Regions from separate parts of the Homo sapiens genome. Here region 1 is linked to region 2. Evidence: read pairs that join two places in POLR2A ChIA-PET (ENCODE). Cell type or tissue: OCI-LY7. All regions are shown on one strand. Links, peaks and the distances in the headings refer to the core of each region. The heading gives the core; the rest is flanking DNA. Region 1 overlaps KIF9 (kinesin family member 9). Region 2 overlaps KIF9-AS1 (KIF9 antisense RNA 1).

The links. Peaks named below come from ENCODE experiments on the same cell type or tissue, not always from the same donor. Only the 100,000 strongest peaks of a DNase experiment are listed, where the experiment ranks them.
Region 1: POLR2A ChIA-PET joins it to region 2 with 6 read pairs; 9 of 35 experiments call an interaction of 5 or more read pairs at or near these places.

Annotation. Positions count from the first base shown.
Region 1 is chr3:47,257,975-47,274,399 of GRCh38, forward strand. It overlaps KIF9 (kinesin family member 9), which reads right to left. Exons shown (of 21, transcript NM_182902.4): 4 at 15,578-15,684; 5 at 13,263-13,487; 6 at 9,206-9,289; 7 at 9,002-9,094; 8 at 7,756-7,903; 9 at 6,312-6,376. Among named protein-coding and RNA genes, the nearest start is that of SNORD13J, 16 kb to the left of the region's middle. RefSeq lists an enhancer at 1,898-2,804. In OCI-LY7, for the core only: no CTCF peak of the experiment used is centred there; a DNase peak (open chromatin) is centred at 8,947.
Region 2 is chr3:47,166,593-47,183,017 of GRCh38, forward strand. It overlaps KIF9-AS1 (KIF9 antisense RNA 1), which reads left to right. Exons shown (of 7, transcript NR_033373.1): 2 at 2,577-2,804. Among named protein-coding and RNA genes, the nearest start is that of KIF9-AS1, 10 kb to the left of the region's middle. RefSeq lists an enhancer at 9,158-9,217. In OCI-LY7, for the core only: no CTCF peak of the experiment used is centred there; a DNase peak (open chromatin) is centred at 9,229; H3K4me3 peaks cover 1,772 bases; H3K27ac peaks cover 3,285 bases.

The DNA of each region.
Region 1 (16,425 bases), core at 5,565-13,564, 91 kb after region 2:
CTCCTGGTTTTCCTTCACATGAAACGTTTCTGCCCCTTCCACAAACCACAGTGATCCCCCTCCTTCACGCAGTTTTCAGGGTCTCGATCAGCCATGTCCAACAGAGATACAATGCAAACTACAAATGTAAGCCATACATGTAATTTTATATTTTCTAGTAACCATGTAAGAAAAGCTAAAAAGAAGCAGGTAAAAATAATTTTAATATGTTTTATTTAAATTTTAACCCAAGATATCAAAAATATTATGGTTTGTTTGTGGGGTTTTGTTTGTTTTGTTTTGTTCTTTTAAGACAGGGTCTTGCTCTGTCATCCAGGTTGGAGTGCAGTGGCACAGTCATAGCTCACTGCAGCCTCTACCTTCTGGGTTCAGGCAATCCTCCCACCTCAGCCTCCTAAGTAGCTGGGGCTACAGGTGTGAGCCACTGAACCTGGCCCCAAAATGTTATAAATTCAACATGTAATCAACATTTTTAAATTATTGAGATATTTTACCATCTGACATGGTTTGGATCTCTGTCCCCACCCAAATCTCATGTTGAAATATAATCCCCAATGCTGGAGGTGGGGCCTGGTGGGAGATGATTGGATCATGGGGATGGACTTCCCCTTTGGTGCTGTTCTCATGGTAGTGAGTGAGTTCTTATGAGATCTGGTCATTTAAACATATGGCACCTCCCTGCCCCTCACTTTCTTCCTCCTGCTCCTGCCATGTAAGACGTCTTCTCCTGCTTTGCCTTCCACCATGAGTAAAAGCTCCCTGAGGCCGCCCCCAAAGCAGATGCTGCCATGCTTCCTGTACAGCCTGTGGAACCATGAGCCAATTAAACCTCTTTTCTTTATAAAGTACCCAGTCTCAGGTGTGAGAATGGACTAATACACCTTCTTTTTTGGTGCTGGGTCTTTGAAATCTGGTGTGCATTTTACACTTGCATTATATGTCAGTCAGGACCAGCCACATCTGAGTGCTCCATAGCTACATGTGGCCAGTGGCTGCCATAGTGGCCAGTGCAGGTCTAGCCCCTGAGCAGCGTCTGCTCAAACTTTACCCTGTGAAGACACCCCTGAGCCATTCCTGGGAGGGCAGATGCTCAGGCCCCCTGATGAATAGACTCAGCAGTCTGGGTGGGAATGGGTAGTTCTGCTGCATTTGGAGGCAGGGGCCTCTAGCCACACATGCTAAGAAAGGCTGCTCTGGGGCGTGACCGATCTGTTAATGAAGCCTGGACTCTGCCCACCAGCCTTAGTCAAGTGTCCTCCCCACCATCCACAGGGAGTCTCCACAGGTTTGGGCTGAAAGGCTTCACTGCCAGCACAGAGATGGGCTCCTACCAGTTTTGTCCCCTGTATACACTTCCCTCAGGGACCTCTCTGCTGCCAAGCCACAAGGCCATGTCAGGACAGGAGGCGTACTGGGCTCTCTCAGCCTCCCTTCAGCAAGGCTTATGGCTATCATGTCTAACCCTGCATCCAACATCTGGGGCCTGGACCTCCCAGAGTGGCCTCAGCTTGCTCAGCCCTTCATTCTGTGAGAGAAGGGGCAGATAATGGGTAGGTAAGTGTGGGGAAAAGCAAGAGAGATCAGATTGTTACTGTGTCTGTGTAGAAAGAAGTAGACATAGGAGACTCCATTTTGTTATGTACTAAGAAAAATTCTTCTGCCTTGAGATTCTGTTAATCTATAACCTTACCCCCAACCCCGTGCTCTCTGAAACGTGTGCTGTGTCAACTCAGAGTTAAATGGATTAAGGGCGGTGCAAGATGTGCTTTTTTAAACAGATGCTTGAAGGCAGCATGCTCCTTAAGAGTCATCACCACTCCCTAATCTCAAGTACCCAGGGACACAAAAACTGCGGAAGGCCGCAGGGACCTCTGCCTAGGAAAGCCAGGTATTGTCCAAGGTTTCTCCCCATGTGATAGTCTGAAATATGGCCTCGTGGGAAGGGAAAGACCTGACCGTCCCCCAGCCCGACACCCGTAAAGGGTCTGTGCTGAGGAGGATTAGTAAAAGAGGAAGGAATGCCTCTTGCAGTTGAGACAAGAGGAAGGCATCTGTCTCCTGCCTGTCCCTGGGCAATGGAATGTCTCGGTATAAAACCCGATTGTATGCTTCATCTACTGAGATAGGGAAAAACCGCCTTAGGGCTGGAGGTGGGACCTGCGGGCAGCAATACTGCTTTGTAAAGCATTGAGATGTTTATGTGTATGCATATCTAAAAGCACAGCACTTAATCCTTTACATTGTCTATGATGCAAAGACCTTTGTTCACGTGTTTGTCTGCTGACCCTCTCCCCACAATTGTCTTGTGACCCTGACACATCCCCCTCTTCGAGAAACACCCACAGATGATCAATAAATACTAAGGGAACTCAGAGGCTGGCGGGATCCTCCATATGCTGAACGCTGGTTCCCCAGGTCCCCTTATTTCTTTCTCTATACTTTGTATCTGTGTCTTTTTCTTTTCCAAATCTCTCGTCCCACCTTACGAGAAACACCCACAGGTGTGTAGGGGCAACCCACCCCTACAGGTAAGCTCATGCCAAGTTATGATAGGGCCAACCCTTCCACAGCGCTTGCTGTGGCCAGGCTCTGTTCTAAGTGTAGAAGTGTGGTTGCTCATTTAATCCTCGCAACTTCCTGTAAGGTAGACGTATCATCAACCCAGTTTTATAGACGAGGACACTGAAAAACAGGGAGGTCAAGGCACCCACCCATGGCCACAGAGCTGGTCTGTGGCCACACAGGAATTCAACTCAGGCACTCCAGCTCCCAAGTCTGTGCTCTTCACAGCTGGGAGCAGGACCAATAGGAAACCCATCCTAGTGCCTGGGTGGGGCCTGGGAGGGGCCAGAGGAGTAGTTTGCCAGGTGATGGGGAAGGGATAAGTGCATCCTGATGGAGGGACAGTACGCCCCAAGTGTGAGGGAGGCGAGAGCCAGGTCAACATCTCAGGTGGACTGAGACAATGACAGGGTGCTCTGGGAGGAGGCTCAGTGGTACTGGCAGTGGAACTGAGAAAGGCCTTGAGGAATCATGGGCCTGGGGAATCAGTTTCTCAGGTAAGGCCAGCAAGTGGTAGGTGTTTGGTAAATGTTGAACCTGAAAGGAGGGAAGCATTGGAATGTTCGTTAGCCTTTGCTACTCAGTAACAAGGCCAAAAATTCAACTCAGCAGAGGTCTAAAATGTGTGTGTGTGTGCTGACTGGCCTCTGTGTCTTTGGCCCATTGCTTGTGAATAGAGATTATTTGCAAAATAGGTAAAATGAGACCACTAGGAAAGATAAATCTCTGCATAGAAGCATGCTCCAAAATGGACTCTGGGGTCCCCGGGACACTAAGAGTGATGCCTGGGGGGTCGCAGCAGAGTCTCTCTGGAGGGGGAGCCAGCCAAGGATAATTATGGCTGGAGGCCTATGAGGCAGCTATGGGAGCAGGCCCAGATGCCATGCCTCATTGCTTGGATGTTAGCTGAGGGGTGGAGAGCTCCTCCTTGGCAGTGACGAACAGCCAGGGGCCTCAGGAGGCAGGCCCAGAGATTCTTGCCTCAGGCCATGCTGGGCTGTCTCATCTCTCAATGAATGATCCTGAAATGAGGAAGCAGTCTAGGAGTGGCTGGCCCCTAAGTGGGCCAGAGGAAAGACTGAAAGGGCTCTTCCTTGGGCAGTCTACTCTGGTGGCTCAGAGCTCAGCCACTGACCCCCTGCAGGACCACTGACAGATCTCACATCTTCTCTGTAAGGTGAAGGGAGAGCTGCCTTGATAAGGTGTATATGCGCTCTGTACAGAGCTGGCTCACAGCGAGCCCTCAAGAAGACGTCTCTGTCATTACAGGTGGTGTTGCTTCTATGCAGGGCCAAGTCAGACTCTCCTACTCCAAGTACAGCCGCAAGTATGGCCATGTCCCATCCCTGTGGTTACTCAGCACACATGTACAGTGTCACTGCATAAAGCAATACAATCCATGATGAGAATAGTTTTAAAGTTTCAACACATTTGGAAGAGACAATCATTAGCTTCCATACCCCCAATATACCTTTGTCCCAAACCCCTGAGACCCCTCCAACAGCTCCTCTGAGCTCTGGGTTCCGTCCTGGGCAGAGAACCCAAGTGGTATATGGGCACAAGCCCCCGGAGACTGCGGGTACCAGGAGTTGTTTCCTGAGCTGTAACCATCACAGGAGGTGGGGATAAAGGGAGACAGGGAGCTTCTACTGTCTTGGAGGGCATCTTTGTTAACAAGGCAGCCAGGAGGCCCATTTCTTATGGCTCTTCTTGGGTTCAACCATGCGGGGTTTTTTTGTTTTTTTTTTTTCTTTTCTTTTGAGATGGAGTCTTGCTCTGTCACCCAGGTTGGAGTTCAGTGGCCCAATCTCCGCTCACTACAACCTCTGCCTCCAGGGTTCTCCTGTCTCAGCCTCCCAAGTAGCTGGGATTACAGGCGCCCGCCACCACACTCTGCTAATTTTTATGTTTTTACTAGAGACAGCGTTTCACCATGTTGGCCAGGCTGGTCTCAAACTCCTTACCTCAAGGAGTGATCTGCCCACCTCAGCCTCCCAAAGTGCTCGGATTACAGGCATGAGCCATTACACCTGGCCTCAACCATGCATTTTATGCCATGAGACCAAGAAGTTCCAGAAGCCTTCCTCTGGGGATGCTGCCTGCACGTCAGCTGGAGCTCTCCTCCCCTGCCTCCCAAGTCCCAGGGTGCTGGATGTACGACAGGAGCACTCTCCTTGGAAGCTGGGACAGTCCCTAATGCACACAGCTGCGAGACCCTGCAGGCATGTCTTGCCCTGAAGCATCTTTGGAAATAATCTGTTTCTCCTAAGTAGATTCTCCAGGTGACTGAAGCTTGCCTTAAACATCCACACTTGAAAAGTAAAATGTCTAATGATAGCTTTCCTAATCTGTCTTTTGTGGGGTTTTTTTGTTTTGTTTTTTTGAGACATCTCACTCTGTCACCCAGGCTGGAGTGCAGTGGTGCAATCTCAGCTCACTACAACCTCTGCCTCCCAGGTTCAAGCGATTCTCCTGTCTCAGCCTCCCGAGTAGCTGGGACCACAGGCATGCACCACCATGCCTAGCTAATTTTTGTATTTTTAGTAGATAGGGTTTCACTATGTTGGTCAGGCTGGTCTTGAACTCCTGACCTCAGGTGATCCACCCGCTTCAGCCTCCCAAAGTGCTGGGATTACAGGCGTGAACCACCACGCCCGGCCCCTAATCTGTCTTATTTATGATGGGTGGCACTTCAGAGGAAGGTTGGGAAAGCCCCAAGCTGGAGGTGCTCAGCTGTGTGGACTCACCTGTGTCACTGGGCTAGACCTTTATTCCTGCCTCTAATTCTCACAAGCTTCTCCCTTCCCCAGGCCACCTGTGTCCTGCCACTTGGATAATCTCCCTGACTAATCCCACCTCTGGCCACAGCCCTCCCCTACTCAAACCCTGTGACAGCTCCAGCCACCTGCAGGAAAACAGCCAAGGCCTCAGCCAGGACACCAGAGCCGATTCAGCCCCTGTGATTTCTTTTCTTCTTCTTGCTGAGAGCCCCCACCCCCCGCAGTAGATAGATGTTCCTGGTGTGGGTCACATCTTCAGTCCCACTATTACCTCTGCCAGGAATACCTCTGCTTATCCTACCACCCATCCTTTAACCCCAGCCAGCTCAGTGCCCATCTTTCCCTACTCCAGCTTCAGGAAAAGTTCCCCATCACCCCCATCCTGGCCTCCTCTGAAGGTCTCCTCCCTCTGGGCCTCACGTTACTTAGGACCATGGCTTCTCTCTCTTTCTGGGTTGAGGATGCTGAGGCCCAAGGGCATTTAAGACTAATTTCTACCAGGTTACTCCTGCTTACCATGGTGCACATGGCAGGTGCTTAATACCATCTGCTCATACTGGCCTTATAACCACAGCCTGGAACCCTGTGGGGTTTTCAAGATGTTTAAACATGTGTGATTATAAAGAACAAGTCACCAACGATCCTTCTTGATCCCAATTCCAGGAGCAGCACCCCAGGAAACATGGTCCTTGTCTTCACAAAGCTGGCTCTCAGCCTCCCTCCTCACACAGTCTCCCATGCTGAGCCTGCCTGCTGGCTGGCCCTTTTCCTCCGCACAGCTTAGTGCTTGGTGTGTGGATCCTAGCTCTGGGCCCCCTCAGCAACTGTGGCTCAGACTCACCCCTGGATCCTTCCACTCTTGACAATGTCTATGGCCACTGTGCCAGGGTAGCCAGCCTGGAGCCTTACCCTGCCCTGGCACCCATGAAGGGGGATTCCAGCCTGGTTTCACTGACTGTCTTTACATACCGTTTCTTCTAACTGGGCAGCTTCTCCATAGATGTTTGTCACGAGGACCATATTGCAGTTTCCCCCTGCGGAAAGCAAGACACAGAAGGGCTATGAACCATGTGTTTTTTCTGCTCCAAAGGAGTTGATGGGGTCTGTTATATACTGAATGCTTTTTATTTGTTTTTTTGAAACAGGGTCTCACTATGTCACCCAGGCTGTAGTGCAGTGACACAATCACAGCTCACTGCAGCCTCAGTCTCCTGGGCTCAAGTGATCCTCTTGCCTCAGCCTCCCAAGTAGCTCGCACCACAGGTGCACACTACCACACCTGGCTAATTTTTTTTGTTTTTAGTAGAGATGAGGTCTTGCTATGTTGCCCAGGCTGGTCTTGAACTCCTGGCCTCAAGCGATCCTCCTGTCTCAGCCTCCCAAAATGCTGGGATTACAGGTGTGAGCCACCACACCTGGTCAAGACTGAATGTTTTTGTCCTTATAAAATTCATATGTTGAAGTTGTAACCCCGACGTGATGGCATCTGGATGGAGGACTTGGGGAGGGGGAGGTAATTTGGTTTAGTTGAAGTCAGAGGGTGGGGCCCCCATGATGGGGTTAGTGTCCTTATAAGGAAAGAGACCAGAACCCTCTCTTTCTTTCCATGTGAGGATACGCGAGAAGGTAGCCATCTGCAAGCCAGGAGGAGGGCCCTCGCTAGGCATTGAATCTGCTGGCACTTGAATCTTGAACCTTCCAGTCTCCAGAACTATGTGAAATAAATGTCTATTGTTTAAGCCACTTAGTTTATGGTATTTTCTTATAGCAGCCTGAACTGAGACAGGGTCAGAGAGGACACACACATCTGTGAGGCTGGGAGGTAAGGGGAAGAGAGAAAGAGAGGCCACCACATGTACCTAAAAGAGGATCCAGGAGAAAACAGCAGAGGAGAGATGATACAGGGCAGGGAGGGGCAGGGACAGGAGAGGGAGGTATGAGTTGGAGCTTTGCTCAGGGTGGCACTCAGTTAACAATCAGACACTAGTGACTGTGTTGTCAGGCTCAACACAAAGGCCTAGGGCTATGGGGATGATAAGACAAAGCCCCCGCTGCTCTGTACAGGAGGCTGCAGGGGAAGGGAAGACACCATGGGAGAGAGGCCCTCGCCCCAAGTCTTCAGGCTGTGAAGGATTCTGCCAGCTGTCTCCTCAGGACAAGAGGAAAAGAGAAGGTATTCCTAGCACAGGTAAAAAGCCTAAGGAAGGTTCTGAGGAGTGAATAGCATAGTGTGTTCTGGGCACAGTGCTTGATTCTGCCTTTCCAGGTGTCTGAAGTCACTGTGAATGTGCTGCAGGTGAATCCATGCCACCAGGAGGGAGCAATTCTATCATCACCAGTGGCAGATGTGCCAAACCTGTCCCTCCCCAAAGACACAGACCCTCCTCCCTGGGCAGCAACTGTACCCCCTCACCTAACGAGTCCTTCAGAGCGTGGGTGAGCTTGCACTGCCGAAAGGGGATGTGGTCCCGCTTCTGGTCCCCAAGGGCAATGATGGCCTGCTCCAGGAATGAGAGCGATTTGTTGATGTAGGTGGCTTCCTTCAGGACTTGGCCCTCAGACTACAAAGCAAAGGTCAGTTCCACTTTGGATGGAATAAAGCAGCTGCCCCACTAAGAATAGCAGTCTTCCTGGTCTGGAGAAATGCTATAAGTCTGTGGTCAGGTCAGCGCCTCCTTCCCAGAACCAGGGTCTTCTTTCAATGTCATGCGATTGTATTCCATCTTGGGCTAATAATGGTAATACCAAAACTCAGAAATATTCATGTGAACACTCATGTGAATACTCATGCGAATGTGAATGCTTACATGAATATTCATATGGACATTCACTCAAAGATTCACACTAATATGAATATGTACTGAAATACTTGTCTAGATATTTGAGCAAAGAATCCTGTGAATATTCACACAAACACTCATGAATGCACATACAAATGCTCATCTGAATACTCTTGTTAATACTTCTGCTAATACACTCATACAAATATTTATTTGAAATACTCATGCAAATACTCATACGAATACTCATATTCATTCACAAAGAAGCCAGGTGTGGTGGCTCACACTTGTAATCCCAGCACTTTGGGAGGCCAAAGCAGGAGGATCGCTTGAGCCCAGGAGTTCAAGTTCAGCCTTGGCAACATAGCGAGACCCCGTCTCTACAAAAAAATTTAAAAATTAGCTGGTCATGGTGGTGCATACCTGTGGTCCCAGATACTTGAGACACTGAAGTGGGATGATCACTTGAGCCTGGGAGGTCAAGGCTGCAGTGAGCTGTATTTGTGCTACTGTACCCCAGCCTGGGAGACACGGCGAGACTGTGTCTCAAAACAACAACAACAAAAACACACACAGAGAAATGCTATACCAGCAAGGAATATTTACTGAGCACTGAGTGCCAGGCACTTTGCTAAGAATGTAGAGGGCACTATCTCATTTAATGTTTACAAAAATCCTCTGAGGTAGGAACCGCCCCCAGGTAATAGCCGTTCCCTTTTTGCAAATCCTGTCCCTCCAGCAAGCCCACATGTCCCACTTCGCCTAGCTCAGGACTGTGTTCACAAATATCCAATGAGTCATGGCCCAGATGTGCAGGCACTGTGCCAGAAAAAGGGCTTGTGGTTTATTGAGTAGCAACCTCCAGCCCCCATCACTTACCCCAGACTTCCCCAGCCTCTCTGAGCCTGCCAGATCCACCAAGTTAATTTTGGAAGTGATGTACTTTTCCTCTGATAAGGTCCGGGAATGGGCCTACAAAACATCCAAGCAGAAGTTAGACTGTCACAGGGAGAAGTTTCTGACTGAGCAGGCCCCGTGGGAATTGACTGCCCCGCCTGGGCTGATCAAAGAGCTTGCACCTACCTCTAAGTAGATGGTGAAAATGCAGTGTGATCTGGAAGAGTTTTTGTTCATAGTGTGGGAGGCTATAATCCTGTTGGTCTCACCCTGAAGAGGAAGGGAATCATAGGCAACATTTCGAAAAACTAAAACGACAAGGCACTTGGGTCATTTTTCAATTATACCAATAGCTACACAAGTGGTCTCATATCACTGCGATCAGCTGGGCCTTCCAGGCAAACCTCTTTTATAAACTAATAGAAAGGGAGTCAAATTGGAGTCCACATCTACACTTTCACCCGCCGCTGGGGAAGTGTGAATTGGTATAGCTTTCTGGAAAGCAAAGTGACAATAAAAATCAAGAGCCTTAAAAATGTTTATGAATATTGAATCAGAATCAACCTGCATGTCCAACAATTTGGGAATGATCTATGTATACAGTGGGATATTGGGCAGCCAGGAAAATGCTGACACATAGTTTTTAATAACAGAGAGAAATGTAGAATCCAAAATCATATTATAGCTGATCTAAGAAATGCAAAAGCATTCATAGAAGAAATAAGCAGAATTCTGCTAATAAGATGTTAATAATAGTTGCTTCTGGGTTGGGGTTTATAGGTTATTTTATCTTTTTTATACAGTTTTGTGGGTTTTTTTTAGTGAGCATGTATTACTATAAAAATAATAATTTATATTTTTATTTATTTTGTGTTCTCCTTTTTTTTTTTTTTTTTGGGAGAGCATCTCAGTCTGTCACCCATACTAGAGTGTGGTGGCACGATCTCGGCTCACTATAACCTCTGCCTCCCGGGCCCAAGCCATCCTCCCACCTCGGCTTCCTGAGTAGCTGGGACTACCAGCGTGCACTACCACACCTGGCTAATTTTTGTATTTTTTGTAGAGACAGGGTTTCACCATGTGCCCAGGCTGGTCTGGAACTTATGAGTTCAAGAGATCTGCCCGCCTCGGCCTGCTACAGTGCTGGGATTACAGGCATGAGCCACTGTGCCTGACCTAGTAATTTGTATTTTTAAAGGGACAGTAGGCCCTTACCTCTAATTTACAGGAGGAGGCCTTATGACCAGAATATACTTAAAAAGGAATTTTTTGTAGAGACAGGGTGGTGGTGTGGTGGAAATGGCTGTTCTTGGAGAAAAAGGTCCTTGAGGGATAGACTGATGTCTCCTTAAATGCTGATGAGAAGTGCTATGAACAAGCCCCAAAGTGAGGGTGGGGGACAGCCCCCCCTGGGGAGAGGAGAGCACCCGCTGAAGAGGGAAGGCCTGAGGCTGTGGAGCAAGCCTAGCAGACTCCTGTGGCCATACCTCTATAGCTTATAGTAGTGAGGCTATAGTCTATGGTCAGGCCTGTTCTACAAATCCAGTGACACTCACCAAGAATATAAGGGGTCACTTCATTTTTCTTCTTCTTTTTTTTTTTTTTTTTGAGATCATTCTCACTCTGTTGCCCAGGCTGAAGTGCAGTGGCGTGATGTTGGCTCACTGCAACTTCTGCCTCCCGGGCTCAAGTGATCCTCCTACCTCAGCCTCCCAGGTAGCTAAAATCACAGGTACAGGCCACCATGCCAGGCTAATTTTTTATATTTTTTTGTAGAGACAGGGTTTCGCCATGTTGCTCAGACTGGTCTTAAACTCCTGAGCTCAAGCAATCCTCCTGCCTTAGCCTCCCAAAGTGCTGGGATTACAGGCATGAGCCACCACAGCAGGTCATTCACCTTTACTCTTCAGTCCCCCTTCTGAAGTACCCTCTTGCCTTGTCTTTCTTTTTTTGTATTTTTAATAGAGAGGGGGTTTCACCATGTTGGCCAGGCTGGTCTCGAACTCCTGACTTCCAGTGATCCGCCTGCCCCGGCCTCCCAAAGCTCTGGGATTACAGGTGTGAGACACCGCGCCTGGCCTTGCCTTGTCTTTCTGGCCCTTTAAAAAAGATCCTGCTATTGACGTTGAGGAAGTAAGTTGCTATGTTGTGAGAAGGCACTATGATCATGCCTGTGAATAGCCATTGCACATGTGCCCATTGCCTGGGCAACACAGCGAGAACTTGCATAAAAAAATAAAGAGTTCCTAGCCTATATGACTTCTAAAAGAATAACATACACTTGACTGATTTCTTTTCTTGTTTTTGAGACAGAGTGTTGCTCTATTACCCAGGTTGGAGTGCAGTGGCATGATCTCAGCTTACTGAAACCTCTACCTGCTGGGCTCAAGTGATTCTCCCACCTCAGCTTCCCAAGCAGCTGGGACCACAGGCATGCGCCCCCATGCCTGGCTAATTTTTGTATTTTTGGTAGAGGTGGGGTTTCACTGTGTTGCCCAGGCTGGTCTTGAACTCATGAGCTCAAGTGATCCACCCGCCTTGGCCTCCCAAAGTGCTGGAATTACAGGCGTGAGCCACTGTGCCAGTGCATTTGACTGGTTTCTAAGAGCCTTTATTTTATTTTTTTGAGATGGAGTCTTACTCTATTGCCCAGGCTGGAGTGCAATGGCTTAATCTCAGCTCACTGCAGCCTCTGCCTCCTGGGTTCAAGCAATTCTCCTGCCTCAGCCCCCCGAGTAGCTGGGATTACAGGTGCCCACCACCACTCCCAGCTAATTTTTTTTTTTTTTTTTTTTTTTTTTGAGATGGAGTCTCCCTCTGTCGCCAGGCTGGAGTGCAGTGGCACAATCTCAGCTCACTGCAACCTCTGCCTCCCGGGTTCAAGCTATTCTCCTGCCTAAGCCTCCTGAGTAGTTGGGAGTTAGCGCCACCACATCCAGCTAATTTTTGTATTTGTAGTAGAGACGGGGTTTCACCATGTTGGCCAGGATGGTCTCAATCTCCTGATCTTGTGATCCGCCTGCCTCCGCCTCCCAAAGTGTTGGGATTACAGGCATGAGCCACCGTGCCCAGCCTAATTTTTGTATTGTTAGTGGAGATGAGGTTTCACCATGTTGGCTAAGCTGGTCTCGAACTCCTGACCTCAGGTGATCCACCCACCTCAGCCTCTCAAAGTGCTGGGATTACAGGCATGAGCCACCGCACCTGGCTCTAAGAGCTTTTGTATAGTAAGGATGCTAATTCTTATTTTTCTCTTTTTCTTTTCTTTTTTTTTTTTGAGAAGGAGTTTTGCTCTTGTTGCCCAGGTTGGAGTGCAATGGTACGATCTTGGCTCACTGCAACCAGTGCCTCCCGGGTTCAAGTGATTCTCCTGCCTCAGCCTCCCTAGTAGCTGGGATTACAGGCACCCGCCACCACACCCAGCTTATTTTTTGTATTTTTAGTAGAGATGGGGTTTCACTATGTTGGCCAGGCTGGTCTCAAACTCCTGATCTCAGGTGATCCACCCACCTCAGCCTCCCAAAGTGCTAGGATTACAGGCATCACCCACTGCACCCGGCCTTATTTTTTTCCATACAAGAGCTCATAATTTAACTGAAAAAAGGGACATAAGAATCATTTCAACTATGTAAAGAAAAAGCTGCACAGGAAAAAAGACTGGAAGGAAATGAGCTAAAATATACATTATTGTTGCCTTATGTAAAAAACAGATTATGCATGAATCATTTTTTCTTTTTATTTACGTAACAGGAAAGGAAGAGGAAATAAAATTCTTTTTTGTTCCTTTTTTTTTTCAGCACTATCTGAACTTGCTAAATGTGCATATATTAATTTCCATTCTGATAATCAAAGTAAGTAAAAAACTAGCTGGACACAGTAGCTTGCCTGTAATCCCTGCACTTTGAGAGGCCGAAGTGGGAAGATCGCTTGAGCCCAAGAGTTCAAGACCAGCCTGGGCAACATGGCCAGACCTTGTCTCTACAAAAAAAAAAAAAAAAAAATTAAGTGGGCATGGTAGCATGCTCCTGTGGTCCCAGCTACTTGGGAGGCTGAGGCAGGAGGATCACTTGAGCCCAGGAGGTCGAGGCTGCAGTGAGCCATGTTCATGCCAGTATACTCCAGACTTGGAGAAAAACCAAGATCCTGTCTCAAAAAAAGAAAAAGAAAAAGAAAAAGAAAAGCTGAGAAGGAGGGTGGCAGGGAGGGAGAGAAGGAAAGGAACCCTCAGGTTTTATTATCTCACCTCAAAAAGGAGGCTGAATGCATCCTCCTCCTGACTTGTGAGGTGAACTGACAAGCCCTTAATGAAGACTCCTTGAGGGTTTTCCACGATGGTCATTGGTGTGACTGAGGGTCCAACATAGGGCAGAGTGGACAGGAGATCAAACAGGCTCTCATTATAGATTTCCAAGTAGGAAACACGCACAGTGATGGCATGTGTGGGGCGTTCTTCGATCATCCTAAAAACCTAGATGACAGATTGTACAGCGGTCACCAAGAGCAGAACCCCAACAGCCAACTAGCATAAGGGGGGCTTCCTAACTCAGAAGGGAACATCAAGATGTATAGAATAATTATTGTCCTAAAGGAATTGGGTGATATTTAGTATCATCTTGTAGTGTTTTGAGGCTTGACATCAGATTGGCTAACACTTAAACCATCTCACGAAGTAGAGGCATAATGAGTGGAAAGGACTCTGGAGTGAGGATTTCTTATTTTAGAGTCTCATCATTTATATGCCTCTTTCAAATCTATTTAATTCCATCCACATATAAATCTCTGTGAATGAGGCAGTGCAGGAGCAATACGTATTTGTGGAAGGCACTACAAAATAAAATTATTTGTCAGCCGGGTGTGGTGGCTCACACCTGTGAGCCCAGCACTTTGGAAGGCGGAGGTGGGCAGATCATGAGGTCAGGAGATCGAGACCATCCTGGCCAACATGGTGAAACCCTGTCTCTACTAAAATTACACAAATTAGCTGGGCGTGGTGGCGTGCGCCTGTAGTCCCAGCGACTCGGGAGGCTGAGGCAGGAGAATCTCTTGAACCCAGGACGCAGAGCTTGCAGTGAGATGAGATCACGCCACTGCACTCCAGCCTGGGTGACAGTGAGACTCCATCTAAAAAATAAATAAATAAATAAATAAATAATTTGTCTATTGGTCACTCAGCTAGTAAGGGTAGAAGTAAAGCCAGAACTCAGCCTTCTCAACTCCTAATTCCCTCCCCAGTGCTTATCAAGGAAGGGATAATTCCTGAGGTCCTGCCTTCCTCTAAGAATTTAGACCGGTTTTGTTCAAAATAGTAGACACAAGTTACAGATGGCTGCTGAGTATCTAAAATGTGGCTAGTACAAATGAACTGAATTTTAAATTTTATGTAATTTTAATTACAGTTAGATTTAAAAACTGATGCAATTCAGTTATTGGTAAACTTTAAGTATGTCTGGAACAACTTGGGTATGTAAATCTACTTTTTCAACATTTTATGAAATCTAAATACAGATCAAGCATTTCTGATAATATTTATGCCTAAACTGAAATGTGCCCCAAGTATAAAATATGTACTGGATTTCAAAGACTTAGTATGAGAAAAAGAATGTAAACTATCTCAATAAGTTTATATTGATTACATGCGGAAATATTTTAAATATATTTAGTTAAATAAAATATATCATTAAAATTAATTTCATCTGTTTATTTTTACTTTTTAAAATGTGGTTACTGGAAAACTCAAATTTGCATGTGACTTACAGTATATTTCTATTAGTGGCACTGGGCTAGATTACTAAAGTCTAAGATGCTGAGATACTGAAGCTTTGACAGTGGGATATTAAGGGTATTGCTCCAAAAACAGGAGCATGGATGGTTCACATACTAGAGGAATGTATACACTTCTTATAGGACAGGGCTGCAAAAAATCCTGTCCTATAACACTTCTTATAGGACAGGGCTGTAAAGCTGCCTCTTGGCAGCTTTTGCCTCCTACCTCCGACCAGAGGGTCCTTACAGAACCCAGGCTAGTGGGGCCCAAAGGAAGGCCCTTCTGTCTTATCTTCAGTTATGCTATTGAGACCCCCCGGGCTGACACAGTCCTGAAAGCTCAAGTCATGCCCTCCTTCTTGCTTTTGATCTTTCAGGGGCTGTGGTGGTGAAAAAAGCCAGAGTAGGCCAGTAAGGAAGTTCTGCAAGGGTCTATATGCCCCTCATTAAAACCAGGAAAGAGAATGATTAGGACCTCCAAATCCTTAATTACAGGATCACAGACCACTGGAGCAGCAAGAGGCTGATTAGCATGCCTGACTCCCTCCTTCCCAAATGAGGAAACAGGCTCAGTGTGGGTATGGCTCAGAGTCTGACACCCAACCTCCTGGTTTCCTGAGGCCCCTGACTCTACTGACTCCAGAGCCCTGTGTATGTTGTCTCCAGTACCAGTATCCACTGCAACTCCTTTGAGGCCTGGTCCCCACTGTCTCTAGTAGCTGGCCCAGGGTCAGTAACATCTATGGCAGAGAGAGGGAACCTGTGTGGCATCCCACCCTTGGGCCCACTCTCTACCTGCTGCAGGGCACGAGGGAGGATCCCCCGGTGCTTGTAATTCTCAGTTGCCCCCATCATGGTGTATGTCTTGCCAGCTCCCGTCTGCCCATAACACATGATGGTGCCTGCAAACATTTCAAAACACGGTGACATCCAGGAAAATAGCTCCAAGGATAACTCTCCCCTCTCCCAGCATGCCTGGTGCCAGCCAGGGCCCTTTGCATGAAGATGGCCAGTGGGGGCAGCCAAGAACATCAGGAATTCCACCATGGAAGAGGATGGGTGGGCAGGGGAACAGGGACAAAAGTGGTCAAAACAAGGACATCTGCCCTGAATCTGTGGTCCCCACAATGCTCTGCTGTTCCCTCCACCAAGAGATGATCCGGCCCTAGGGCTTCTGAGAAGGACAGGGAATCTCAGGGTACAGAGGAACTGGAACTTTTCCTAAAAAGATGAGGAGGGAGATAGGAGCATTAGACTCCAGCCCTTCTCTAGCACAGCTATGAACTGCCAGGGTCTCAGGGTTGGCAGGAGGCATCAACTTCCCCACAGAGGCAAAGAGGGGCTTTCAAAATCTCCAGGAAGAGATGGAGTGGAAAGGGCATTTTCTGTCAAGGGTGAGAATTCTTTGTAGACTACAAATTCCTGCAGGATGAAACAGGGCTCCTAGTTGGTTCCATGTCACTTCCAGAAATGTACCACCATGATCAGGCCCTGATCTGGTCCACTGCCCACCCTGGGAAGACTTTCATTGCACTTCTCAACATCCTTTAGGTCTACCATCACCACCAGGCTCCGGGACACAAACCATGCAGTCACCCTGAGCTCCGGCTCCTATCTGTTCTTCCCCTTAGCATGGGCAGCCT
Region 2 (16,425 bases), core at 5,741-13,740:
AGAATTCTAAGCCCCAAACAGAAACAAATGAACTGGGTTTTTACAGGCAGTGCCTTCATCTATAACTGCACTCAGAGTTCTTTGGACTCATATTTTTAAGTCAAAGAGAATGCATGCTTGGAGCACGTACTTGGGCCTGGCCTCCTGATCAAAGCTGTGGAATAATTTGGTTTTTCATGTTATTAAATACTGACCATCCCCTACTTTCTGCACATGTTTAAAGGAAAAATGTCTAAAAAGCCCTAGCATGAAATATTTGAGGCATTCACTCCCAGAGTGCTAAAATCGTAAAAGCCTTTATAATTTCAGCTGGGTGTGATGGGATCATGCCTGTAATCCCATCACTTTGGGAGGCTGAGGCAGGTGGGTCACCTGAGGCTGGGAGTTCAAGACCAGCCTAACCAACATGGAGAAACCCGGTCTCTACTAAAAATACAAAAATTAGCCCGGCGTGGTGGCACATGTCTAATACCAGCTACTAGGGAGGCTGAGGCAGGAGAATCACTTGAACCTGGGAGGCGGAGGTTGCAGTGAGCCGAGATCATGCCATTCCACACCAGCCTGGGCAACAAGAGCGAAACTCATCTCAAAAAAATATATATATATTTATACTTTCTCCTACTGTTACTGTCTCCTGTGGGTCAAGACCAACCCTATCCCAGGAGATTCCAGGGTTGCCAGTAGTGACCCTGAAACAAAATCATCTCTTGCCTTAGGGAAGACAAAGGCCAAAAGCCTACTCTCCACAGGTAGGCTTCGGGTACCTGGTAAGGGTAGTAGAAAGAAGAAATGTAGACCGGGTGCGGTGGCTGACGCCTGTAATCCCAGTACTTTGAGAGGCCAAGGCAGGCGAATCACCTGAAGTCAGGAGTTCGAGACCAGTCTGACCAACATGGAGAAACCTGGTCTCTACTAAAAATACAAAATTAGCCGGATGTGGTGGCACATGCCTGTAATCCCAGCTACTCTGGAGGATGAGGCAGAAGAATCGCTTGAACTCTGGGAGGCGGAGGTTGCGATGATGAGCTAAGATCGCGCCACTGCACCCCAGCCTAGGCAACAACAGCAAAACTCCATCTCAAAAAAAAAAAGAAATGTAGGTCGGGCACAGTGGCTCATGCCTATAATCCCAGCACTTTGGGAGGCCGAGGAAGGCAGATCACTTGAGGTCAGGAGTTCAAGACCAGCCTGGCCAATACGGTGAAACCCCATCTCTACTAAAAATACAAAAATTAGCTAGGCATGGTGGCGCACGCCTATAATCCCAGCTACTCGGGAGGCTGAGGCAGGAGAATTGCTTGAGCCCGGGGTGGGGGGTGGAAGTTGCAGTGAACAGAGATCGCATCACTGCACTCCAGCCTGGGCAACAAGAGTGAGACTCAGTCTCAAACAAAAAAAATGAATAAAATAAATAAATATGTATTTTCTCCTCTGTAGCACAGAAACATTTACTATCAACATCTTAGCATTTTGGGGAGCGGGAAATGAGATAATGTCTGACAAAGTACCTAATGCCTGTAAACTAATAGCCATACAACAAAAAATTGGCTACCTTATAAATTTAGGTAGATATATGAGGCTCAATACAATTGAAGATTTAGATTTAGTCAGTATACAGAATAAAGGCAGCATAATTTAGAATAAATTACTCATTCACATAAGTTTTGTTATATTGTTATAACTGTTTTATTAACTACTGTTAATCTCTTAGTGTGCCTAATTTATAAATTAAACATCATAAGTATGTATGTATAGGAAAAAACAAAGTATATTTAGGGTTCCAGGCATCCACCAGGGGTCTTGGGACCTATCCCTTGTAGATAAGGTGGGGACTACTGTAATTACAACTTTTTTTTTTTTTTTTTTTTTTTTTTTTTGAGATGGAGTCTCGCTCTGTCGCCCAGGCTGGAGTGCAGTGGTGCGATCTCAGCTCACTGCAAGCTCCGCCTCCCGGGTTCATGCCATTCTCCTGCCTCAGCCTCCCAAGTAGCTGGGACCACAGGCACCCGCCACCATGCCCGGCTAATTTTTTGGATATTTAGTAGAGATGGGGTTTCACCGTGTTAGCCAGGATGGTCTCGATCTCCTGACCTTGTGACCCACCCACCTTGGCGTCCCAAAGTACTGGGATTACAGGCATGAGCTACCGCACCCAGCCTAATTACAACTTATTTTTATTCCTATTCATTCTGCACATCCCAACACAAGGCAAGAAGAATCTAGAAAACAATGCACAACCTACATTGAGCTCCACCTCCTATAATTCCTATTAGATGTTATTTGTATCAAGTCAGCACCCTCCTACATAGTATTATTATACTCTGTAGTTGTTTTTCCTATACAGATAATCTTTCTGTTACATATTGCTTTGTTAACAGATTTTAATTACATAATATATCTATCTTACCAACTTTATAAGTTTGTTGTAGGCAGAAGCAATCTGTCTTTCCTATTTTATAGTGTTTGAGGCTGTAGGTAGCAAGTGTTGAATGAATAACTACTTTGTTACTTCTGAAAAGCTTACTTTTTGATTAATACTTTTCCTTTTTACCAATTCCTTTTTCTTTTTTTTTCAGGCTCATCCATGGAATACCAATTCTTTTTCTTAGTGTTCACATTGGATTTTTCTGTTAAAAATAGATTGTTGGAGTTGGCTAACAAGTTGATTACTTCCAGTCAGGCACTCTCTTCTGTAAAGTCTCTTTTGTAAACTCCTACAAGCAGCTATTTCACTGGATTTGAAAAGACTGACTAAAAAGAACCATGCACTGTAACTCTCAAGTATACAGGAATATTGTTATTAGGTAATTTTTTTTTTCAATATGTGTTAACCTTGTCTTCCCTACAATTTTCTTTTTCTTTTTTTTTTTTTTTTGAGATGGAATCTCACTCTGTCGCCCAGGCTGGAGTGCGGTGGCACAATCTCAGCTCACTGCAACCTCTACTGCCTGGGTTCAAGCGATTCTCCTGCCTCAGCCTCCTGAGTAGCTGGGATTACAGACGCGCGCCACCATACCCAGCTAATTTTTTGTATCTTTAGTAGAGACGGGGTTTCACCATCTTGGCCAGGCTGGTCTTGAACTCCTGACCTTGTGATCCACCCGCCTCAGCCTCCCAAAGTGCTGGGATTACAGGCATGAGCCACGGCGCCCAGCCTCCCTACAGTTTTCAAACATTCAGAGAGGTGATTATGGTGTATCTTTTATTCTGTTTTGCTTTGGATCTTGGCGTTCTTCTAGAGAACTCATCTGCTCAGGAGCTTCTCAGTGCATCTTCCCTCCCAAACTTGTCTTACCCAGCAGAGAATGAATGTACTCAAGATTACCAGTTTTGCAGATGAATAAACCAATGATTCCAGAGGTTATGGTGCATATCTAGAGTCACATGACTAAGAAATGATAAAACCAGGATTTCAGCCAGGTTATCTGTTTCAAGACATTTTCAGACAAAAAAATCTGGAGTTTGCCACCAACAAGAAATGATCCTAGCCTCAGCATCTCAGCCCACACTGGGAGTGTCAGGTGCTGAAAAAAAATTTTTTTAATTTTACATAGTAAATAATTTTATAAAAAAGAAAGAAATGATCCCTTATACAAGAAGGAATGATAAAAATATTAGTAAATAAGTGGTTAAAACTAAAAACTTTTTACCATACAAAGTAATAGTAAGTAATTTGTGTGGTTAATAAGGTAAAGCAAGATGGAACTGATACTCTGGACAACAAAGTCATATATTTAGAAGCAGGATGAGTGGAGTGATGGTTGGAGTTGAAGTTTTCCAAGGTCCTGGTATTGTTTGGGAAGTGGGTAAAAATATTGATTAACTTTAACCTTTACTCTTTTAAGTGTATAAGATAAAATATGTAGGGTAACTGCTTTTCCAAATTAACAGAAGAAAATAGAATAAAGAAAAATACAAAAAAAAAGGCCGAGCATGGTGGCTCACGCCTGTAATCCCAGCACTTTGAGATGCTGAGGCGGAAGGATTGCTTGAGACCAGGAGTTTAAGACCAGCCTGTGCAACATAGCCAGACTCCCTCCCAGCTCTACAAAAAACAAAAGAGATTAGCCAGCTGTGGTGGTGCACACCTATAGTCCCAGCTACTTGGGAGGCTGAGGCAGGGGGAATACATTTCAGTTTTAAAGAGTGCAAAATGGACAAGAAAATAAAACTTAGGCCAGGTATGGTGGCTCACGCCTGTAATCCCAGCACTTTGGGAGGCTCAGGCAGGTGAATTGCTTTAACTAAGGGGCTCAAGACCACCCTGGACAACATGATGAAACCCCATCTCTACCTAAAATACAAAAAAATTGGCTGGGTGCGGTGGCTCACACCTGTAATCCTAGCACTTTGGGAGGCTGAGATGGGCAGATCACCTGAGGTCAAGAGTTCAAGACCAGCCTGCCCAACATGGCAAAACCCCATCTCTACTAAAAATACAAAAATTACCCGGGCATGCTGGCATGTGCCTGTAATCCCAGCTACTTAGGAGGTTGAGGCAGGAGAATCACTTGAACTCAGGAGACGGAGGTTGCAGTGAGCCGAGATCACGCCACTGCACTCCAGCCAGAGCAAGACTCCATCTCAAAAAAATTAGCCAGACATCATGGCACATGCCTGTGGTCCCAGCTAGTCAGGAGGCTGAAGTGGGAGGATCTCTTGAGCCCAGGAGTTCAAAGTTACGGTGAGCAATGATCTTGCCACTGTACACCAGCCTAGATCACAAAGCAAGACTGTCTCTTTTAAAAAAAAAAGGCCAGGCATGGTGTCTCACACCTATAATCCTAGCACTTTGGGAGGCTGAGGTGGGCGGATTACTTGAAGTCAGGAGTTCGAGATCAGCCTGGCCAGCATGGTGAAACCCCTTCTCTACTAAAAATACAAAAATTAGCTAGGCATGGTTGCATGCACCTGTAGTCCCAGCTATTTGGGAGGCTGAAGCATGAGAATCGCTTGAACCTGGGAGGCAGAGTTTGCAGTGAGCTGAGATTATGCCACTGCGCTCCAGCCTGGGCAACAGAGCAAGATCCTGTCTCAACAAAAAACCATTTCACCTCTTTATGTGGCTTCTAGAAAATTTAAAATCACATTTGTGACTTCCATTTTATTTCTCTTGGACAGCACTGATCTAGGATATATATAGAACTAATGTAAGTGAATAAGAGAAAGACAACCCAGCTTTTTAAATTGGTAAATACCTCAGAAGAGGAAAAATTAATGTCCAGGAAACATTTGAAAAGCTGTTTCAGGGAAATCAGGGTGCTGGTCAGAGTGTTAATTGATACAATCATTTTGGAAAACAAGTTGGTTGGCATTACCTAGTAGAGTTGCATATGGGCATATCTTAAAACCCAACAATTGTTCTTAGATATACAAATTAAAACTCTTGCAAATATACACCAAAAGACATGTCTAGGAATGTCTGTAGCAGTATTGGCAAATGGGCAAATGTCTATCAACTATAGTATATATAATGAACTACTATTAAACAGCTTAAAAGGCAGGGTTTTGCATTTGTTGCTGAGGCAGGAGTATCACCTCAAACACTTGGGCTCAAGCGATCTTCCCACCTCAGTCACCCAAGTAGCTGGGACCACAGGTGTACTCCACCATGCCTGGATTTTTTTTTCCCCTGTCTTATGGTGCTGATGTATAATTGTTTTTTAGTTTTTTTAGAAACAGGGTCTCGCTATGTTGCCCAGGTTGGTCTTGAACTCCTGGCCTCAAGTGATCTTCCCACACTGGTGTCCCAAAGCATTGGGATTACAAGCATGTGCCACCAAGCCTGGCCATAACTGAAATTTTCAGCTATGCCTACCAAAATGGTAAAGTCTTGGGGACATAATAATGAACAGGAAATAAAAGGCATAGAATGTTTTTCCATTTATGTAAAGTTTTAAGAGTCAAAATTAAACAACAGATGGTGTTGAGAAATATGGTAAAACTATAACCAAGAGAAAGGTAAAGAAAAATTTTAGGATAGTTTTGGTTTGGTTTGGTTTTCCTTTCTGAACAGGAAAAGGGATTATATAGGGGACACCCAGGAGGCCTCAGAGCACAGGTAAATTTGTATTTCTTAAACTAGTTAGTAAGTGGACAGATATTTGTTTTGTTATTTTGTCTACACTAGATGTAATGAATGTTATTTATATCTATTTATTATTCCGTAACAACTATGTGTGTGCGTCCTTTGACCCAGCAAATTCTATTTCTAAAATTTTGGTTCACGGAAATAAAAGCACTCGTACATAGACTAAATGTACAAATTAATGGTATAATTTGTGGTGGGAGAAATGAAGTGAATGCTCATAAATAAGGGAATGGGTGAATATATTTTGGAACATCCATACAGAGGAGTATTATACTGTCATTAAAAAGAATTGAGTTTGCCAGACATGGTGGCTGACAACTGTAATCCCAGAACTTTGGGAGGCTGATGTAGGAGGATCACTTGAGCTCAGGAGTTGGACACCAGCCTGGGCAACATAACAGGACTTCATCTCTACTAAAAATAAAAAATTAGCTGGGTATAGGGTCATACACCTATAGTCCCAGCTACTCAAGAGGTTGAGGTGGGCGGATTGCTTGAGCCCAGGAGATGGAGGCTGCAGTGAGGCAAGATCGCGCCACTGCACTCCAGTCTGGACAACAGAGCAAGACCATGTCTCAAAAAATAAATAAATACATAATAAGTATATGCATATGTATTTAGATATCTATTAAGAAATTAGGCCGGGCGCAGTGGCTCACGCCCATAATCCCACCACTTTGGGAGGCCAAGGCAGGCGAATCATCTGAGGTCAGGAGTTTGAGACCAGCCTGGCCAACATGCCAAAACCCTGTCTCTACTAAAAATACAAAAATTAACCGGGCATGGCACGCGCTGGTAATCCCAGCTAGTCGGGAGGCTGAGGAAGAAGAATCACTTGAACCCAGGAGGCAGAGGTTGAGTGAGCCAAGATCACACCACTGCACTCCAGCCTGGGCAACAGAGTAAGATTCCGTCTTAAAAAAAACAAAACAAAACAAAACAAAACCCTCACACTATATTCCAAATCCTGAAATAAGAAACAAATTTGCAAATTAAGAAATTATGGATTAACTTATTGATTATTGCTCAGAAAACGTACCTTATTTTTACTCTGAAATTCACTTTATTTATAATACTTTAAAACAATTTAGCTAAAGTAGTGTTTATAGGATGTTACTTCTCTGGTTAGACATGTTTCACACAACAGTTTTCAATGCTGAAAATTCATTTGATAATTTTAATCACAATTTATGATTGATTGATGGATTAATCAGTAATTTAGATGCCATAAGAACCATTGAAAGGAATAATCTGACTATTGCTCATTGTACAATCTTGATCATTAGTTATAAGCCAAGAATCTGATATCCCACTCTTGAATTACATTTTTCAATGTGTGTATTTGGTCAACAACAGGTCACAGTGAGCCGAGATCATGCCACTCCACTCCAGCCTGGGTGACAGAGCAAGACTCCATTTCAAAAAAAAAAAAAACTGAAAATACCAAATATTGACAAGGATTTGGAGCAAGTGGAACCCTCATACATTGCTGATGGAAATGCAAAATTATACAGCCAATTTGGAAAAATAACTGGGTGTGGTGGTGTGCACCTATTTTTCCAACAACTTGGGAGACTAAGGTAGGAAGATCCCTTGAGCCCAGGAGTTTGAGGTTACAGTGAGCTGATGGCGCCACGGCTCTCCAGCCTGGGTGACAAAATAAAACTGTTTCAAAAAAAAGAAAAAAAAATGATGCTATAAGAAAAAAACTATATACCAATGTCCTTCATTAACATAGATACAAAATGTTTAATCACAATTTTAGCAAATTGAATCCAACTGTCTCCCCCACCCCCACATCTATCTATATATCTATATTTGTTTGTTTGTTTTGAGACGGAGTTTTGCTCCTGTTGCCCAGGCTGGACTGCAATGGCATGATCTCGGCTCACTGCAACCTCCACCTCCTGGGTTCAAGTGATTCTCCTGCCTCAGCCTCCCGAGTAGCAGGGATTACAGGCATGCCCCACCACGCCTGGCTAATTTTGTATTTTTAGTAGAAACGGGGTTTCACCATGTTGGACAGGCTGGTCTCAAACTTCTGACTTCAAGTGATCCGCCCGCCTCATCCTCCCAAAGTGTTGGGATTACAGGCGTGAGCCACTGCATCCGGCCTTGTTTTTTTGTTGTTGTTTTTTTTTGAGACAGGGTCTTGGTCTGTCACCCAGGCCAGAGCGAGTCTCATGGTTCACTGTAACCTCCGCCTCCTGGGATCAAGGAATCCCACCTCGGCCTCCTGAGTAGCTGGGACTATAGGCACAAGCCACCACGCCTAGCTAGTTTTTGTTTTGTTTTGTTTGATTTGGTTGGTTGTTTTTTTCTTTTTGTTTTTGTTTTTGTAGAGATGGCGTTTTGCCATGTTGCCCAGGGTGGTATCAAACTCCTAGGCTCGAGTGATCCACCCACTTCAGCTTCCCAAAAGGCTAGGATTGTAATCACATCTGTAGGCATGAGCCACCACGCCTGATAAATCTAACAATACATTAAACGTAAAATACCAGGCCAGGTGCAGTGGCTCACACCTGTAATCCCAGCAGTTTGGGAGGCCAAGGCGGGTGGATCACCTGAGATCAGGAGTTCAAGACCAGCCTGACCAACATGGTGAAACCCCATCTCTACTAAAAATACAAAAATTAGCTGGGCATGGTGGCACACGCCTGTGGTCCCAGCTACTCGGGAGGCTGAGGTGGGAGAAGGGACTAGCCTTGTCTCAGATGAGTCTTTGGACTTCTGAGTTAATGCTGGAATAAGTTAAGACTCTGAGGGACTATTGGGAACACATAATTGTATTTTGCAATGTGAGAGGGACATGAGATTTAGTGGGGCCATGGGTGGAATGATATGATTTGGGTCTGTGTCCCCACTAAATCTCATGTCGAATCCCCAGTGTTAGAAGTGGGGCCTGGTAGGAGGTGATTAGATTATGGGGATGGTTTCTCATGAATTGCTTAGTACCATGCCCCCTTGTGAGTTCTCACAACATCTGGTTGTTTAAAAGTGTGTAGCACCTCCCCACCCTCTCTCTTGGTCTAGCTCCTGCCATATAAAATGCCGGCTCCTGCTTTGCCTTTCACCATGAGTAAAAGCCTCCTGAGACCTTCTCAGAAACAGATGCTGCCATCCTTCCTGTACAGCCTGCAGTACCGTGAGCAAAATAAGCCTCTTTTGTCTATAAATTACCTAGTCTCAGGTATTTATTTATAGCAATGTAAGAAAGAACTAATACAAGTGGTTTCACTTCTTATAGCCTAAAACTACCTAGCATGCCTTTGAAATTGCAACTGCTTTCTATTTCTTATAATTCAGACTTGTCTTTTCATTTGTGACCAATTCCTGTTATTTCAAAACCAAAGAGTGCATGAGGGTGAATTATATTACCCTGAAGAGATGAGACAATGACTCTGTCTGAACCATTCAGCTGGTCTAGGTGACTAGAGACTGCAGAGATGTCAGGACTGTTGCCTAGGACACAAAGCAGACTTACAGGGCATTCCTCACTGAAAGAACATTTTAGGGACACTTACTTATCCAGAAAGGCATAAATAAGGAACTGGTAACCCTGATAACTTGAGAACCCTACTGCTACCTGGTGATTAGAGGCAGTCTGAGACACATAAGAGAGTGGTTCAGGCCAGGAGTGGTGGTTCACACCTGTAATCCCAGCACTTTGGGAGGCCAAGGTGGGTGGATTGCTTGAGATCAGGAGTTTGAGACCAGCCTGGCCAGCATGGCGAAACCCCCCTCTACTAAAAATACCGAAGTTAGCCAGGTGTGGTGGCACATGCCTGTGATCCCAGCTACTTGGGAGGCTGAGGCACGAGAATCACTTGAACCCGGGAGGTGGAGTTTGCAATGATCCAAGATCATGCCACTGGACTCCAGCCAGAGCAACACAGTGACACTCTGTCTCAAAAATATATATATATATTTTGGGACCTGGACAGGTGACCATGGTGAGACCTTTGAAGACATATGTATGTCCATAGCATGCATATGTCTTTGAACTGTGTATCTTGAAGTAATGTTATGTTAAATTATGTAATAGATAATCATAAAGTGTCTGAGTCATTTCTAAGTAAGTTAAAATGCTGAGATATCAATTTAATCTTTTAGTTTTTTGTTGTTGACTTTAGACATCTAGAAATATAAAGCATAATCAATTTAAGAATAAAAAATACGGCCTGGGTACAGTGGCTCATGCCTATAATCCCAGCACTTTGGGAGGCCGATGCGGGCAGATCGCTTGAGTCCAGGAGACCAGCTCGGTAACATGGAGAAACCCTGTCTCTACAAAAAATATAAAAAATTAGCCAGGTGTAATGGCAGGTGGGTGTGGTAGTATGCGCCTATAGCCCCAGCTACTAGGGAAGCTGAGGTCAGATGATCACTTGAGCCTGGGAGGTGTAGGTTGCAGTGAGCCAAGATTGTGTCACTGCCCTCCAGCCTGGGCAACAGAGTGAGACCCTGTCTCAAAAAGCAAAAACTATGCAAATAAGGACAATTATTAACAAAACAATCTGAAATCCGTATCTGAAAAGTGTTTCTGGCCAGGCGTGGCTCACGCCTGTGATCCCAACATTTTGGGAGGCCGAGGTGAGTGGATCACTTGACACCAGGAGTTGAAGACCAGCCTGGCCAACATGGTGAAACCCTGTCTCTACTCAAAATACAAAAATTAGCCAGGTGTGGTGGTGCATGCCTGTAATCCCAGCTACTTCTTAGGAGGCTAAGGCAGGATAATCGCTTGAACCCGGGAGGCAGAGGCTGCAGTGAGCCGAGACTGTGCCACTGCACTCCAGCCTGGGTGACAGAGCGAGACCCTGTCACAAAAAAAAAAAAAAAAAAAAAAAGTGTTTCTAAAGGTAACCAGGCCAGGCACAGTGGCTTGCCTAGGCCTACCAGCTGCAGGGCAGGTTACAGCTAGTGGCCCAAGCTCTGGGATAAAATATTAATCAATATTAATGATACTTAGTCTTTTAAGCTTAAGCTTATATACTTTGTTGTCTTTATGGTTTAACAAAGCTAAATATATTTCAATCTGTTAATAAAAATGGAAGAAACATCTTTAAAAAATTATGAAGTAATTTTCATCTACAAATATTGACAAAAAAGTTCAAAATTACTTTCTAGGTTTTTCACTAGAAATTAGGTTACTAAAAGTTAAAATTATAGTAAATATATATATTAAAACTACTAGGCTGGGCCTGGTGGCTCGTGCCTGTAATCCCAGCACTTTGGGAGGCCGAGGCAGGTGGATCACCTGAGGTCAGGAGTTCAAGACCAGCCTGGCCAACATGGTGAAACCCCGTCTCTACTAAAATAAAAAAATTAGCTGGGAGTGGTGGCAGGTGCCTGTAATCCCATAATCCCAGTTACTTGGGAGGCTGAGGCAGGAGAATCGCTTGAACCTAGTAGGTGGAGGCTGCAGTAAGCAGAGATTGCGCCACTGCACTCCAGCCTGGGAGAGCAAGACTCTGTCTCAAAAACAAACAAAAAAAATTTCTAGCTATAAGAGAAACAATTCTGTGTACACAGCATTTAAAAACCAAATGTGTCTTTGGTAAAGAAGATTATAAAGAAGGCATGAGAATGTAGTTTTTCTTAAAGGAAAAGTACTTTTGTCTAGAGATTCCTAAAGATTATTTTAAGTTGAAAGGATAAGAAAGAATGATAGATAAAACTAAATGGAGGCCAGGTGCAGTGGCTCACACCTGTAATCCCAGCACTTCGAGAGGCTGAGGCAGGCGGATCACCTGAGGTCGGGAGTTTGAGACCAGCCTGACCAACATGGAGAAACCCCGTCTCTGCTAAAAATACAAAATTAGCCAGGCGTGGTGGCGCATGCCTGTAATCCCAGCTACTCAGGAGGCTGAGGCAGGAGAGTCGTTTGAATCTGGGAGGCAGAGGTTGCGGTGAGCCCAGATCGTGTCATTGCACTCCAGCCTGGGCAACAAGAGCGAAACTCCATCTCAGGAAAAAAAAAACAAAACAAAACTGAATGGATATAGAAAGTTGAGGAAAGAAAGAGATTGGGAAAAAAATGTAAGAAATTATAAAAGTCTCTAGAAAGCTTATCTTGTGTCATCAAAGCTGATTGAAATTGGATGGGTTGGCTGGGCGCGGTGGCTTACACCTGTAATCCCAGCACCTTAGGGAGCTGAGGCGGGCGGATCATGAGGTCAGGAGTTCGAGACCAGCCTGGCCAACATGGTGAAACCCCATCTATACTAAAAATACAAAAATTAGCCAGGTGTGGTGGCGGGCACCTGTAATCCCAGCTACTCGGGAGGCTGAGGCAGGAGAATCACTTGAAACTGGAAGGCAGGGGTTGCAGTGAGCTGAGATGGCGCCACTGCACTCCAGCCTGTGTGAAAGAGCAAAACTCCATCAATCAATCAATAAGATGGATCAGCATTTCCATTGTACATACCACCCTTAGTCTTCCAGAGTGGTGGAAAACACAAATCAGATAATAAAAGAATCAATTGGCAAAGCTTATGCAAACTTTTAACTTTCCCTGGCTTAAGGCTCTTCCATTTGCTTGACTTACATTCTACCTGGTTTGGAAAACATCAGGTTTCTTTCTCCCTTTGAAATAGTAATGGGAAGGTCCATGTGCCTAGGATGAAGGAGCCTATGAACCAGCTTTCCTTAAAGGTGATATTCTTTGTTTTTGCTAAGGGCTTGTAAGCTTCTCACTAAAATTAAGGATTAATGAAGGATTTTTCTTTTTTTTTTTTCCAGATGGAGTGTCGCTGTGTCACCCAGGCTGGAATGTAGTAGTGCGATCTTGGCTCACTGCAACCTGCACCTCCCAGGTTCAAGCGATTCACCTGCCTCAGCCTCCTGAATAGCTGGGATTACAGGCGCACACCACCACACCCAGCTAATTTTTTGTATTTTTAGTAGAGACAGAGTTTCACCATTGGCCAGGCTGGTCTCAAACTCCTGACCTCAAGTAATCCACCTGCCTCGGTCTCCCAAAATGCTGGGATTACAGGTGCGAGCCACACACCCAGCCTAAGGATTATTTTAACAGTGAGCTCCCAGAATATAAGACCATCAAAGATCACAGTCTCCAACCTGGAGATTTTTTAAATACAAAAACATCAAATAGGGGACTCTTTCCAACATGTTAGAAGGAACCATATCAGGCAGCCCTGCCTCAGTGGGCATCTTCAACAGCAGAGATCTTCAATACCTTATTTTTCAGACTAGTACAAGGAATAGATGAAATATTTATTTGGTTACATTTATTTGTTTAAAAAAATTTTTTTTAGAGATAGAGTCTGGCTCTGTTGCCCAGGCTGTAATGCAGTGTCATGATTATAGCTCACTGTAGCCTTAAATTCCTGAGCTTGAGTGATCCTCCTGCCTCAGCCCCATGAGTAACGGACTGCAGGTGGATGCCACTTCACCTGGCTAATTTTTTATTTTATTTTTATTTATTTATTTTTTTGAGATAGAGTCTTGCTGTCACCCAGGCTGGAATGCAGTGGTGCAATCTTGGCTCACTGCAAACTCCGCCTCCTGGGTTCATGCCATTCTCTGGCCTCAGCCTCCCGAGTAGCTGGGACTATAGGCGACTGCCACCATGCCTGGCTAATTTTGTTTTTGTATTTTTAGTAGAGACGGGATTTTACCACGTTAGCCAAAATGGTCTCGATCTCCTGACTTCGTGATCCGCCCGCCTCGCCCTCCCAAAATTCTGGGATTACAGGCGTGAGCCACTGAGCCTGGCCTATTTTTATTTTATAGAGATAGGATCTTTCTATGTCGCCCAGGCTATTCTCAAACTCCTGACCTCAAGTGATCCTCCTGCGTTGGCCTCCCAAAGTTCTGGAATTATAGGCATAAGCCACTGCACCTGGCCTGGTACTTTTAGAAATAAGAACACTTTTCAGACCTGGATTTCAAGTTGTTTTGTCAATAATTGTCCTTATTTGCATCATATTTTTTATTCTTAAGCTGATTATGCTTTGTACTTTTAGATAACTAAGGTCAACAACAGAAAATGAATTATGATAGTTAGATGCTTAGAAAGAATCCAATATTCTGCAGCTTCCTTGTAAGCGGATGGCCTGACCAAGGTCCCATTGCTCTGTCTCTTTTTTTTGTTAATCAATTCAGCATTGAGACATCACTAAGTTCATAAGCCACAATACCTCTCCTCTCTTCCTCTGACATGGAACAAGGTTACCTGGGAATGAGCCTTCCCAGCTACATGGGAGAAACATACATCTAAAATGTTGAACATCAATGCTTTCAGAAGAGAAAGGTTTCAATCAAAAGAGAGAAATGAGAAAAAAAATCAGAGCAGTCTGAGGTACATGAGGTATGCAAAACTTATCAGGCACAAAGAGACATGAGTGGTCAGGCGCCATGGCTCACACCTGGAATCCTAGCACTTTGGAATGTTGAGGTGGGCAGATCACTTGAGCTCAGGAGTTCAAGACCAGCCTGGGCAATATGGCAAAACTCTATCTCTACAAAAAAACACAAAAAAATTAGCCAGGCATGGTGGCATGCACCTGTAGTCCCAGCTACTTAGAAGGCCGAGGTAGGAGGATTGCTTGAGCTGGGGAGGCAAAGGTTGCAGTAGCCAACATCGCGCCACTGCACTCCAGCCTGAGCAACAGAGACAGATCCTGTCTCAAAAAAAAAAAAACAAAAAAAAAAAACACATGAATATGGGACTTCAGCCACACACTCCTGCACTCATGCCTGGGGACAATGGTTTAAAGGCATTTTGTTATTTCTTTCTTTCTTTTTTTTTTTTTTTTTTTTTTGAGACAGAGTCTTGCTCTGTTGCCAGGCTGGAGTGCAGTGGCGTGATCTCGGCTCACTGCAACCTCCACCTCCCAGGTTCAAGCAATTGCCCTGACTCAGCCTCTTTAGTAGCTGGGACTACAGGTGTGCACCACCACACCCGGCTAATTATTTGTATTTTAGTAGAGACGGGGTTTCACCATGTTGGCCAGGATGGTCTCAATCTCCTGACCTCGTGATCTTCCCACCTCAGCCTCCCAAAGTGCCGGAATTACAGATGTGAGCCACCGTGCCTGGCCTGTTATTTCTTTTCTTCCCTGTAGGTTCCTGACTGCCTCACCCATTATCTTTTTTTATCTTTCTTTTGACAGGGTCTCACTCTGTCACCTAGGCTGGAGTGCAGTTGTGCAATCACAGCTCACTGCAGCCTTGACCTCCTGGACTCAAGCAATCCTCCTGCCTCAGCCTCCTGAGTAGCTGAGACTACAGGCATGCACTACTACACCTGGCAAATTTTCCTTTTGTTTTTCTGAGACGGAGTCTCAGTCTGTTGCCCAGGCTGGAGTGCAGTGACACCATCTTAGCTCACTGCAGCCTCCACCTCCTGGGTTCAAGCAATTCTCCTGCCTCAGCCTCCTGAGTAGCTGGGACCACAGGTGCATGCCACCACGCCTGGCTAATTTTTGTATTTTTAGTAGAGACAGGGTTTCACCATGTTGGACTGGCTGGTCTCAAACTCCTGACCTCAGGTGCTGGAGTTACAGGTGTGAGCCACCGTGCCCGGCCCTAATTTTTGTATTTTTTGTAGAGATGGGGTATCCCCATGTTGCCCAGGCTAGTCTCAACTCCTGGGCTCAAGTGATCCACCTGCCTCAGCCTCCCAAAGTGCTGAAAATACAGGTGTGAGCCACTATGCCCAGCCTCAGCCATTATCTTCCTGTTCCTGGAATTTGTGATATAAAGAACAATGTACAGCCAATCAATAGCTTATATTACTTTAACATAAATTCTTTTTTTATTTTTTTTGAGACAAGAGTCTCATCCTGTTGCCCAGGTTGGAGTACAGTGTTGCATTCTCGGCTCACTGCAACCTCCGCCTCCCGGGTTCAAGCAATTCTTCTGCCTCAGCCTCCTGAGTAGCTGGGATTACAGGCACATGCTACCATGCCCCAGTAATTGTATTTTTGGTAAAGACAGGGTTTCACCATGTTGGCCAGGCTGGTCTCAAACTCCTGACCTCAGGTAATCTGTCCACCTTAGCCTCCAAAAGTGCTGAGATTACAGAGGTGAGCCACCATGACCGGCCCTAACATAAATTCTTGATAAGCAACTTAGAAATTGCCTCTTCTATATTCCTTTAAAAACCCACTTATAACTGCTGTTAATCAGAGCGTATATTCAGGGCAACTTGAATCTGTGCTCCTGGGTTGTAGTCCATTAACTTGGCCCAAACAGACTCTGTACTTAGTTAATTTTTCCTCAGTTTTTTTCCTTTTGGTTAACAGAAGAAAACAAGGAAACAACAGCAAAAGTCTAGAGGGGAGGGTGGTGGGTGGGAGAGAGTG